Regions from separate parts of the Homo sapiens genome. Here region 1 is linked to region 2. A link is a loop called in an ENCODE intact Hi-C map of the cell type or tissue named here. Cell type or tissue: PC-9. All regions are shown on one strand. Each heading gives the region's core, and the rest is flanking DNA. Links, peaks and the distances in the headings are about the cores only.

The links. A loop is a pair of places that touch in the nucleus more often than their neighbours do. Peaks named below come from ENCODE experiments on the same cell type or tissue, not always from the same donor. Only the 100,000 strongest peaks of a DNase experiment are listed, where the experiment ranks them.
Region 1: a loop joins it to region 2, with 4 times the contacts of the local background. A loop is called at or near these places in 13 of 110 quality-filtered maps.

The regions. Positions count from the first base shown.
Region 1 is chr12:65,224,797-65,229,898 of GRCh38, reverse strand. The region is part of intron 4 of LEMD3 (LEM domain containing 3); the gene reads right to left. Among named protein-coding and RNA genes, the nearest start is that of MSRB3, 51 kb to the left of the region's middle. In PC-9, for the core only: no CTCF peak of the experiment used is centred there; no DNase peak of the experiment used is centred there.
Region 2 is chr12:64,793,950-64,799,051 of GRCh38, reverse strand. It overlaps a transcript of TBC1D30 not described here. Among named protein-coding and RNA genes, the nearest start is that of TBC1D30, 28 kb to the left of the region's middle. In PC-9, for the core only: CTCF peaks have their summits at 2,369 and 2,569; DNase peaks (open chromatin) are centred at 1,701 and 2,661; H3K4me3 peaks cover 602 bases; H3K27ac peaks cover 3,064 bases.

The DNA of each region.
Region 1 (5,102 bases), core at 513-4,512, 430 kb before region 2:
ATTAGTCTGGACAAAGGTTTTTATGGAGAAGACACAAATGCAAAAATAAATGGTGTTATAGCAAAATAAAAGATTCTGCACAGCAAAGGCAGCAACAGAGTGAAGAGATGACTAGTAGAATGGGGGACATTTGCAAACTATTCATCTGACAAGGGATTGATATCCAGAACACACAAGGAACTCAAAGGGCAAATGAGCTTAGCAGACATCTCTTAAAAGAAGACATACAAACAACCAACAGGCATATGGAAAAATGCCCAACATATGAATCATCAGGGAAATACAAATCAAAACCACAATGAGATATTCACTCACCCCAGTTAGAATTGCTAGTATCAAAAGGACAAAAAATAACAAATGCTGGCGAGGATGCAGAGAAAGGGGAACTCTTATCCACTGTTGGTGGGAATGTAAATCAGTACAGGCATTGCAGAACATAGTATGGTGGATCCTCAAAAAATTAAAAATAGAACCACCATATGATCCAGCAATCTCACTACTGGGTATATATCCAAAGGAAAGAAAATCAGTAAGTGAAAAGAGGTATCTGTACTCTCATTTATTGCCGCATTATTAACAATAATATGGAATCAACCTAAGTGCTCATTAACAGATGAATAAAGAAAATGTGGTATATATACAATGGAATACTATTCAGCCATAATAAAGAATAAAATTATGTGATTCACATCAACACCGATGCACTTGAAGAACATTATGTTAAGTGAAATAAGCCAACCACAGAAAGACAAATACCATATATTCTCACTTGTGGAAGACAAATGAGTTAGAAGTCCAAGTTAAGGACTACTAAGAACTTGGCTTATTTTACCTTTGGGGAAACTAAAAAGTTGATCTCATGGAGGTAGAAGAGAATAGTGGTTACTAGAGGCTAGAAAGTGGCAAAGTGGCAGGTGGAGGGTCTGTAGCCAGAGGTTGGTTAAATGAAATTATAACTAGGTAGGAGGAATAAATTCTAGTGTTCTATAACACTGCAAGGCAACTATAATTAACAATTTATTATATATTTTCAAATAGCTAAAAGAGCAAATTTTGAATGTTCCCAACACAAAGAAATGATAAATGTTTGAGGTGATGGCTCATTTATCCTGACTGTATCATTACACATTGTATACATGTATCAAAATATCACACTATACCCCATAAATATGTACAATTATGTCAATTAAAAATAATAAAAGTGGCCAGGCACGGTGGCTCACGCCTGTAATCCCAGCACCCTGGGAGGCTGAGGCGGGCAGATGACGAGGTCAGGAGATCGAGACCATCCTGGCTAACATGGTGAAACCCTGTCTCTACTAAACATACAAAAAAATTAGCCAGGCGTGGTGGCAGGTGCCTGCAGTCCCAGCTATTTGGGAGGCTGAGGCAGGAGAATGGCATGAACCTGGGAAGGAGAGCTTGCGGTGAGCCGAGATCTCGCCACTGCACTCCAGCCTGGGCAACAGAGCAAGACTCCACCTCAAAAAAAAAAATAAATAAATAAATAAATAATAACAATAATAATAATAAAACACAAAAAGCTACAGTTCATTAATATCTTTTTTTAAGTAGATATAAGCAGTTTCCAATTTAACTCATGCAAGAGTGCTTCTAGTAACTTTTTTGCTGCTAGTCTTCAGTAGAATTAATCTTATACTCTATTGCTGCCTGGCTTAGACTTTGACTTACCCCAACCCCGCATCTGTGTCCCTTCTTTTTAACTTGTACCATTGCTGACCCACAGCTACAAGAAAATGGTTGGAAGAAGTGAAAGAGAGGTTAATAATTCCACACCAACCCCTGCCTCTTCCTCAGCTCCACCTTAATTACTGGTCAGGTCCTATCTTGTCCCCAGTCCCTATCCCATTTCTTCAGTCCTTCAAACACAGTACAGTCAGTCCTTTTATCCATGGGTTCCACCTCCATGGACTGAAATACTGAATAGAGTCAATATAGTCTATCATGAATCAAAAATATCTGGGAAAAAAACAGATGATTATGTCGGCATTAAATTTGTACAGTCTTTTTTTTTTTCCTTATTATACCCTAAACCAGGAGTGTCCAATCTTTTGGCTTCCCTTGGCCCCACTGGAAGAACTGTCTTGGGCCACACAAAAAATACATTAACAACAGCTGATGAGCCAAAAAAAAAAAAAAAAATCGCAAAAATTCTTATGTTTTAAGAAAGTTTACAAATTTGTGTTGGGCCGCATTCAAAGCCATCCTGGGCTGCAAGTTGGACAAGTTTGCACTAAATGATACAGTATAATAATAACTATTTACATACAATTTACATTGTATTATCAGTAATCTAGAGAAGATTTAAGGTATATAGCAGGATATGCATAGGTTATATGTAAATACTACAGTATTTTATATAAAGAACTTGAGCATCTACAAATTTTTGTGTCCATGGGGGTCCCGGAAGTAATCCCCAGATACCAAGGAAGAATTAATCCTATTTCATATGCTTTAAGAGTCTCAGCATTCTTCTGAAAAGCAATGAAACTTGCTCCAGGAATTTATGACCAATCATAACACAGATCTACGGTATTACCTCTCAGAGATCAAATCTCAGAGGTTTAACTACCTAACAAAAAGAAAACAGGAAAGAAACACTGAATGGGATAAGATAGTCCTACTACTAGAAGTGAAAACCCATTCAATTATTTTATAAGGAATAGTTTGCTTGCTTTGGATTCTCACTATGCCTTTCTTCATGGAATATTTTATTCTATGTCTCCTTTAGCCTCAATCCAATCCCTTTTTTTGCCTGCACCCTGACATTCGTCCATCCCATAACACTGAGCCCTATAATCATAACTCCTCCTTAGTCAAGATCTTTTTGAATTCTGATCCTTTAACTGTCCAGTCTATTAGCTATTACACTATCCATAAATTTTACTGTCATTAATGTTCTCATCTAGGTCAAAATTGAAAATAAAGACAATAAACAACCTTAAACAAAATTTCTGTGGCATGTTATTAGAGATTACTCGCTAGAGTGGCACTGATTTAATTAGAAAACACAGAAATTGAATTTATTGGGAAGCTACTATAATCATCAGGCACTGAGCTAGGCATTTTATATACTCAAGTCTCCCAACAACTTTGACAGGTATTAACGGCAGTCCCACATTCACAGAGAAACATGTTCAGAAAAGTTAGAGACTTTACCAAAATGTAATAGCTTCTACTGGCAGTACCAGAATTTGACTCCAGATATAATCTCCTTATTATACTGTCTTAGGATCTTTTTGGTACCTACATATAAGTCATGCATTAAGTTAAAAACTCAGTCAATATTTCTCTTTGTTGACAAGCATAATCACAGGAGACTATTACCAAAACTTTGCTGAAAGCCTTAAAACATATACTACATTCTTAATTTTTAAAAAGTGGAGGAGTGACATCAGCAGAATAGGAAGCCCCAGACCCTCCTTCCCTCAATGAGACACCGATTCAACAAAAATACATGGACCAATTCCATTTGTGAAAAATCCAGAAATTAGTTAAAAGGTTCCTGCACCTAGGCAAGCACAAAACCACCTGTATCAAAGCTGTTAGGAAAATTCATATCACTCACTTCCCAGACACTCTCATCACCCCACAGGGCAGTGCAATAGAGAGGAAACTCCCAACTCGTGGCTTCCTCCTCAGAAGGAAAACAGAAGACTAGAACATACATCTAATGATCTGACTTTTCGGGGCAACTGGTTTCTGTCATGTCTGAATCTAATAGTTGAAAGACACCAAATTAAGGACTACTAAGAACAAAGGCAACAGCACTCACTCACCATTGTCCCTACCCCCAGCTCGGCATGAAGAAAGTTGAGAAAAACCCCAACTCTTGGCTTCTCCCTGGGGAGGAAAAAAGTTAGACATGCATCCAAAGTTCTGACTTCACAGGGGCAAGGAGTGTTGCCTCGCTGGCTTCTGCCTCACCTGATTCAAAATGCGGATAGGACTCAGTATACTCCAGATGCCTGGGGGCCACTAAGAAGAAAAAAGAGCTGGGCCAGGAGCAGTGGCTCATGCCTGTAATCGCTGCACTTTGGGAGGCCAAGATAGGTGGATCACAAGGTCAGGAGATCGAGACCATCCTGGCTAACATGGTGAAACCCCGTCTCTCCTAAAAATACAAAAAATTAGCTGGGCATGGTGGCGGGCACCTGTAGTTCCAGCTACTTGGGAGGCTGAGGCAGGAGAATCGCTTGAACTAGGGAGGCAGAGGTTGCAGTGAGCTGAGATCGTGCCACTGCACTCCAGCCTGGGCAACAGAGCAAGACTCTGTCTCAAAACAAACAAACAAAAGAGTTGGATAGCTTATGGCAGCTCCAGATAATCTACAGACACCAGGGATAACCTACAGATACCAGGGATCAAAAGATTATAAACTATGAGAAAATAAACCAGCAAAACTTCTCTAATTGGAAATTCACAGGCAAAAATCCAGAGAGGTCACAACCACAACCACAGAAAAGATATCTAAGAAATCCAGAATGTCTACACAGACATATTGGTAAAAGACTTTCCCCACACAAAGTCTACAAAGGTGGCTGTTTTTTTTATTTCTGTTGTTGTTAAATGCACGAATCCCAACACAAAGTAACAAGGCACATGAAGAACCATGAAAACATGGTCAATCAAAGAAACAAAATACACTTCCAAAACATATCCTAAAGAAGTAGAAGTCTAAGAATTACATGACAAAGAATTCAGAAAAAGCCATCATAAAGATACTCAACAAGATCAGGAAAACAATGCATGAATCAAGTAAGAATATCAACAAAGAGACAGAAAATATTTTTAAAACCCAGAAATTTTGGAGCTAAAGAATAACTGAATTTAAGAATTCATTAGAGGGGTTCAAAAGCAGACTGGATCAAACAGAAGAAAGAATCAGCAAACTCAAAAGAAGGTCATTTGGAATTATTCTGTCAGACAAGCAAAATGAAGAAAGGATAAAGACAAGTAAAGAAAGTCTAAGGACCTTAATGGGACACCATTAAGCCAACCAATATAAGTAATATGGAAGTTTCAGAAAGAGAAGAAAGAAACAGGCAAAACAAAACAAAACAAAAACAAAAACACCATGT
Region 2 (5,102 bases), core at 668-4,667:
CACGAGGTCAAGAGGTCAAGACCATCCTGGCTAACAAGGTGAAACCCCGTCTCTACTAAAAAATACAAAAAATTAGCTGGGCATGGTGGTGGGTGCCTGTAGTCCCAGCTACTCGGGAGGCTGAGCCAGGAGAGTGGCGTGAACCAGGGAGGCGGAGCTTGCAGTGAGCCAAGATCGTGCCACTGTACTCTAGCCTGGGTGACAGAGCGAGACTCCGTCTCAACAAAAAAAAAAAAAAAAAAAAAAGGTGCCTGAAGCCAGACCAGCCTGGCAGATGCTGAGGCCCAGTCTGTACCCTGAAGAAGTGGTCCCAAGGAAAGAGAACCAAGAAGAGAAGAGGATCTGCATACACAGAGAACACTCTGAGCTCCCATTCCATCTTTCTACCACTCATCCCCAGAATAACTCTGTTGCATAATTGAGCAAACGTCAAGGTTTTTAAATTTTACAATAGGAGGTCTTTCAGGTAGTCTAATACCACTCAAACGAGTCCTTGTCTTGAGAATATCAAATCAGCCTTGACTTGCCTGAAATTCTCCTATGTCAGCAACACCTTCTCCTAAGCATTTTCCTCCAATTTCATAAAAATACATAATTCTATCCTGAAACAGTGTAAGACTCATTGGAATGTCAAGCTGAAACCTGGTACAGTGAAAACCACCATTTGTTAGCTGATTATATTGGAAAGATGGATTCAGAATACTTCAAAATGTCAGCACATGATGTGTAAAAATGGCAGTTGTCAAAAAATCTATTTCAATATACCACAACCTCCATTAGAACTATTATACTGTAATTTTTTATTTGCTTCTCTGACTTTATTCTTCTGAAAGCTCACTGAGGATACTGTATATTTTTCTTCTTCTTTGCATGTTAGCACCCAGCAGGTACTCAACACAGAACTTTTGAATTTATAAACAATTACATATATACATGTACACATTTAACATTTCAAAGTACTTTCAATTCTGTCTTCAAAACATAGTTCTAAGAGGTAAGTAGGGCCAATACTATTGTCCATTTTACAGATGAAAAAGCAGAGGCACAGAAAACCAGAATGATGGCTGAAGAGAGGTGTAGAGATGACTTTAATGTTTGGTTTCAGATTAAGGATAAAATGACATGCTTCTATACTGGTTGAAATCATCCAGCAGAGATGGAAAACCTGATGAAGGAAGAGAGACAAGAAGAAGGATGATTCCTTGAGTAGGGAAGACAAGATGGATCCAGGGTACCCCAGAAGAGCTGAACAGTTCATCTCGAGGTTCAGAGGAATGCCACCTATACAGGTGGGAGTATGAGGACATTCGCTTTTGATTGCTTACATTTTCTCTGTTAAAATACACAGCAAAAATCACCAGCTGAGAGCGAGGGGAGAAAATAGGATGTAAAAAGGGAAAGAGAGAGAGAGTATGAACAGACTAAAGAAATATCATAGGATTGCTGGTTGTACCAAGGGTGTCTGTGAGGCTGGTGGTCACATATTTAAAGAGAGTCGTCCCCATGATATGTGTTTCTGCAGCTGCAGTTAGCTAGGTAGATGCAGAGACAGAATGTGCAGAGACTTGAGTTTAATCAGGCTTGGGGTTTTGCAAGGTGAAAATGACAAAGAGTGGAATAAATAAGTTAAATATGTACACAAGTGAGTCATTATGCTGATGACCATAAACTCTAAGCAGAGTTAGTAAGAAACCAAGCACTGGATGTTTATTGATCACTGCTAGGTCAAATATGTTGTGCAAGGTGACACAACAGGAAGAAAAGAGATTCAAAGGAGCTTGTCTTCAGGAAGCTGTCACTATTAGGAAACAGTCCAACAGTTCCCAAACTTTTCTGCACATTAGAATAGCCCAGGGAGCTTAAAAATCACAATGTTTAGATCACACTCCATGCCAGTAAAAGCAGAATGTCTGGGCTGGGGAGCCAGGCATTAATAGCCTTTTTAAATTTTTCAAGTGATTCCAATATGCAGCAAAGCTTAAGAACACTGGAATAGTCTTTTTTTTTTTTTTTTTTTTTTTTTGCAGAGGAGAATGATACTTGAAGATATATGTGAAATTCCTAAAAGTAAGCATTCAGTATAAGTCATATTATCATCTTATATTTTGCTGTTGACATAGGAAAAATGCAGTTGATTGTCCTACCAAATTAAAGAGTCAATTCTTTTGGGGGAAAAAGTATTTCTTTTAGGCTTGTATTTACACTTCGTATAAAAGAACTTCAAATCGTGAGGTCTTAATCTTGATATATTGCTTGTTACCATATTCCCAGCACCTACAATCATGTGTGGGAAATAGTAAACACAGAATATCTGTTAAATGAATAACGCTTTTGAAAGATATAGTCTCTAAAAAATGGTTTAATGTAAATGCCTCTTTTTAAACTATAAATTGCAAAATATCCCCACTTCTAGAAGTATTCTCTCATAATATAACTAAACACAAAAATGGTCACAATACATATACATGGTAGTTCCAACAAAAGTTCCCTTTATTTCTTTCATATGGTGTCTATCTGATGTTGTATCATTTTTAGTCTTAAAGGCTGTCTTACCCTTGTGGCAATACAGAGAACATAAATAGTATAATACTTCTCTCACGTAAGCTTAAGGGAAGGAGCTCCCCCTGCTGGCTGTATATATAGTTTTCTCTTGCCATAACTGACAAGAGAAAACAAACAAAAAACTCCTGAGTCACTAACCAGCTGAGTGAGTTTCAGCAAAGTTCAACTTTTCCAAGTTTCCCTTTGCTCAACCAAAGGTTGTGGGTAAATGGAGATCATTTTTTAAAAATTTCTAGTAGCTCCCAATTACCGTGACTAAGATTCAGTTTTCCTACAAATCAACCCCTTTATAACGAGGTCATAAGAAACACAAGTAAATTATGACAAAATGAAAAAAAAAAAAAAACTCTTAACTTTAAGATGCTAAAGAGCTTAAAGAAAATGAGGAGAAACTGTTGCTAAAATATGCTGTATGCAAGCTCAATCAGTTTCTTTCATCTAGTCATATTCTAAGTTATTTCAGGGTAGACCAGGCTGCTAATTATATATCAAAAACATACCTAAAACGGTTATCAATATTAACAAATTTGTAATTAAATTCACAATTTTGCAGGCAAATTCCAAATTTAAGGCAAATCTACCCTAATCTAAATGATAACTTATTTTTGTCTCTCAAAAGAAATGAGTTTATGAAAAAGGAAAAAGCACATCTGGGTAAGACGGAAGATTGAAAAAAAAAAGCATCTAACTTTGGTCCCCACCAAAACCACACTAAAAATATTGTAAAGATAATTTTTAAATCATAACCCGCAAGGACCAGAGTGAAGGACAAAAAAAAAAAAAAAGGAGCGTGGAGAACAGCAATGAATTTTTGAAGCTGGAAAAGCAAACAAACATAAATTGACAGAGGATCCTAGAAAGCCAAATCCCAAACTAACAGGAAAGCTGAAATCCAACTTATGTTATACTACACAGTCCACAAGAGACTTGGGGATTGGCAACCAGTTCCCCAGGAGGCTTGACAAGAAATATGGGGAGAAGGCTGTTGAGAAGTAGTTGGATCCCTCGTTCCTCTCTTCATAAGGTTGGGCAATTACCACTTTCCCACCCCTGCAAAAGTTTAAGAGTCTTATTTTTGAAGAGAGTGATAACAGAGTCCTTGGACAACCAGCTGAGGGTGAGTACCTTACCTAAAACAGGGACTCAGTGGCCATATGCATACTGAATGCAGAGACTCCCAGCTCTCTTCACCCCACTCGGCTCCCAAAATACCAGCAGCCAGACCTTCACCCTTCGAGCAGGAGATCAGAAGACTCTTCCTTGAAGAATCTGACCAGCCCAGATGAAAGACTTGAAGATACTGACCTGAGGGGTTCCACAACAAAGGGCCCATCCACATGGCACTTCAATGAAGCTCAAAGTCAATAAGCCCTGCCAGGGAGCCCAGAGTTCAAGTCAGCATTTAGACTCCCACACTTACTTATGAGCAGACAGCCAAAGAATACCAGACATCTAAGGAAAGCTTCTAAATATAATACAGTTTTGAAAGTTTCTTTCCTCCCTGTATAATCTTATCTCTTCCAAATTGTTTTCTTTTGTCTGTTTTAGTCTCTATCATAATATCTTTAGAGCAATAAGAAAATATATTGCATCTATGAAACAAGAACAGGATACCATATAAAAGAAACATTCAAATAGCAACCCAAAAAGATTTCTCAATAACAGGACTGGAAAATAAAGTTGAGGTAATCTCCAAGGAAATAAATCAAAAGAACAAGGAGTTGGAAAGCGAGAAAGAGAGAAAACGTTACAGCCAGGTGCAGTGGCTCACACCTGTAATCCTGGCACTTTGGGAGGCCGAGATAGGGGGATCACTTGATTGAGCCCAGGAGTTTGAGATCAGCCTGGGCAATGTGGTTGAAACCCCATCTCTACAAAAAATACAAAAATTAGCCAGATGTGGTAGTGTGCACCTCCCAGCTACTCAGGAAGCTGACATGGGAGGATCACCTGAGCCCCAGGAGGTCAAGGCTGCAGTGAGCCACGATTGCACCACTGCACTCCAACATGGGCAACAGACGAGACCCTGTCTCAAAAAAAAAAGAAAGAACATTACAGAACTTGTCTATAAGTTCCAACAGCCAAACAATAGAACCCCAGAAAGAGGAAAAAGAAAAAAGAAAAAGGAGGGAGAAAAATCAACAAAGAAATAATTCAGAGAAAATTTCCAGAACTGAATGACAAAAGTTGCCTGATTGAAAGAGCCTGTCTAGGCCCAGTGACAATGACCTGAGTGAAAACAGACCCACTCCAAGCAACATGATTGTTGTATTTCAGGAACACCAAGAACAAGGAGAACAGTCCACAAGCTCTTAAAGGGAAAAAAAATAAACAGTCCAGGATAAAGTGTCAGGCATCAGAAAGGCTTCAGCCTTCTCAAGAGCAACAAGACAAGTGAGAAGGCAATACAGCAAGTATAGAATAGTCGATCAAAGCGCATATATTTAGAATCAAGACATTTGACATTTTCACCCGTGCACAGTTACCAAAAACTTACTTCACAAGCACTCTCTCTCAAGGGGATATGGGAAACAAAATAA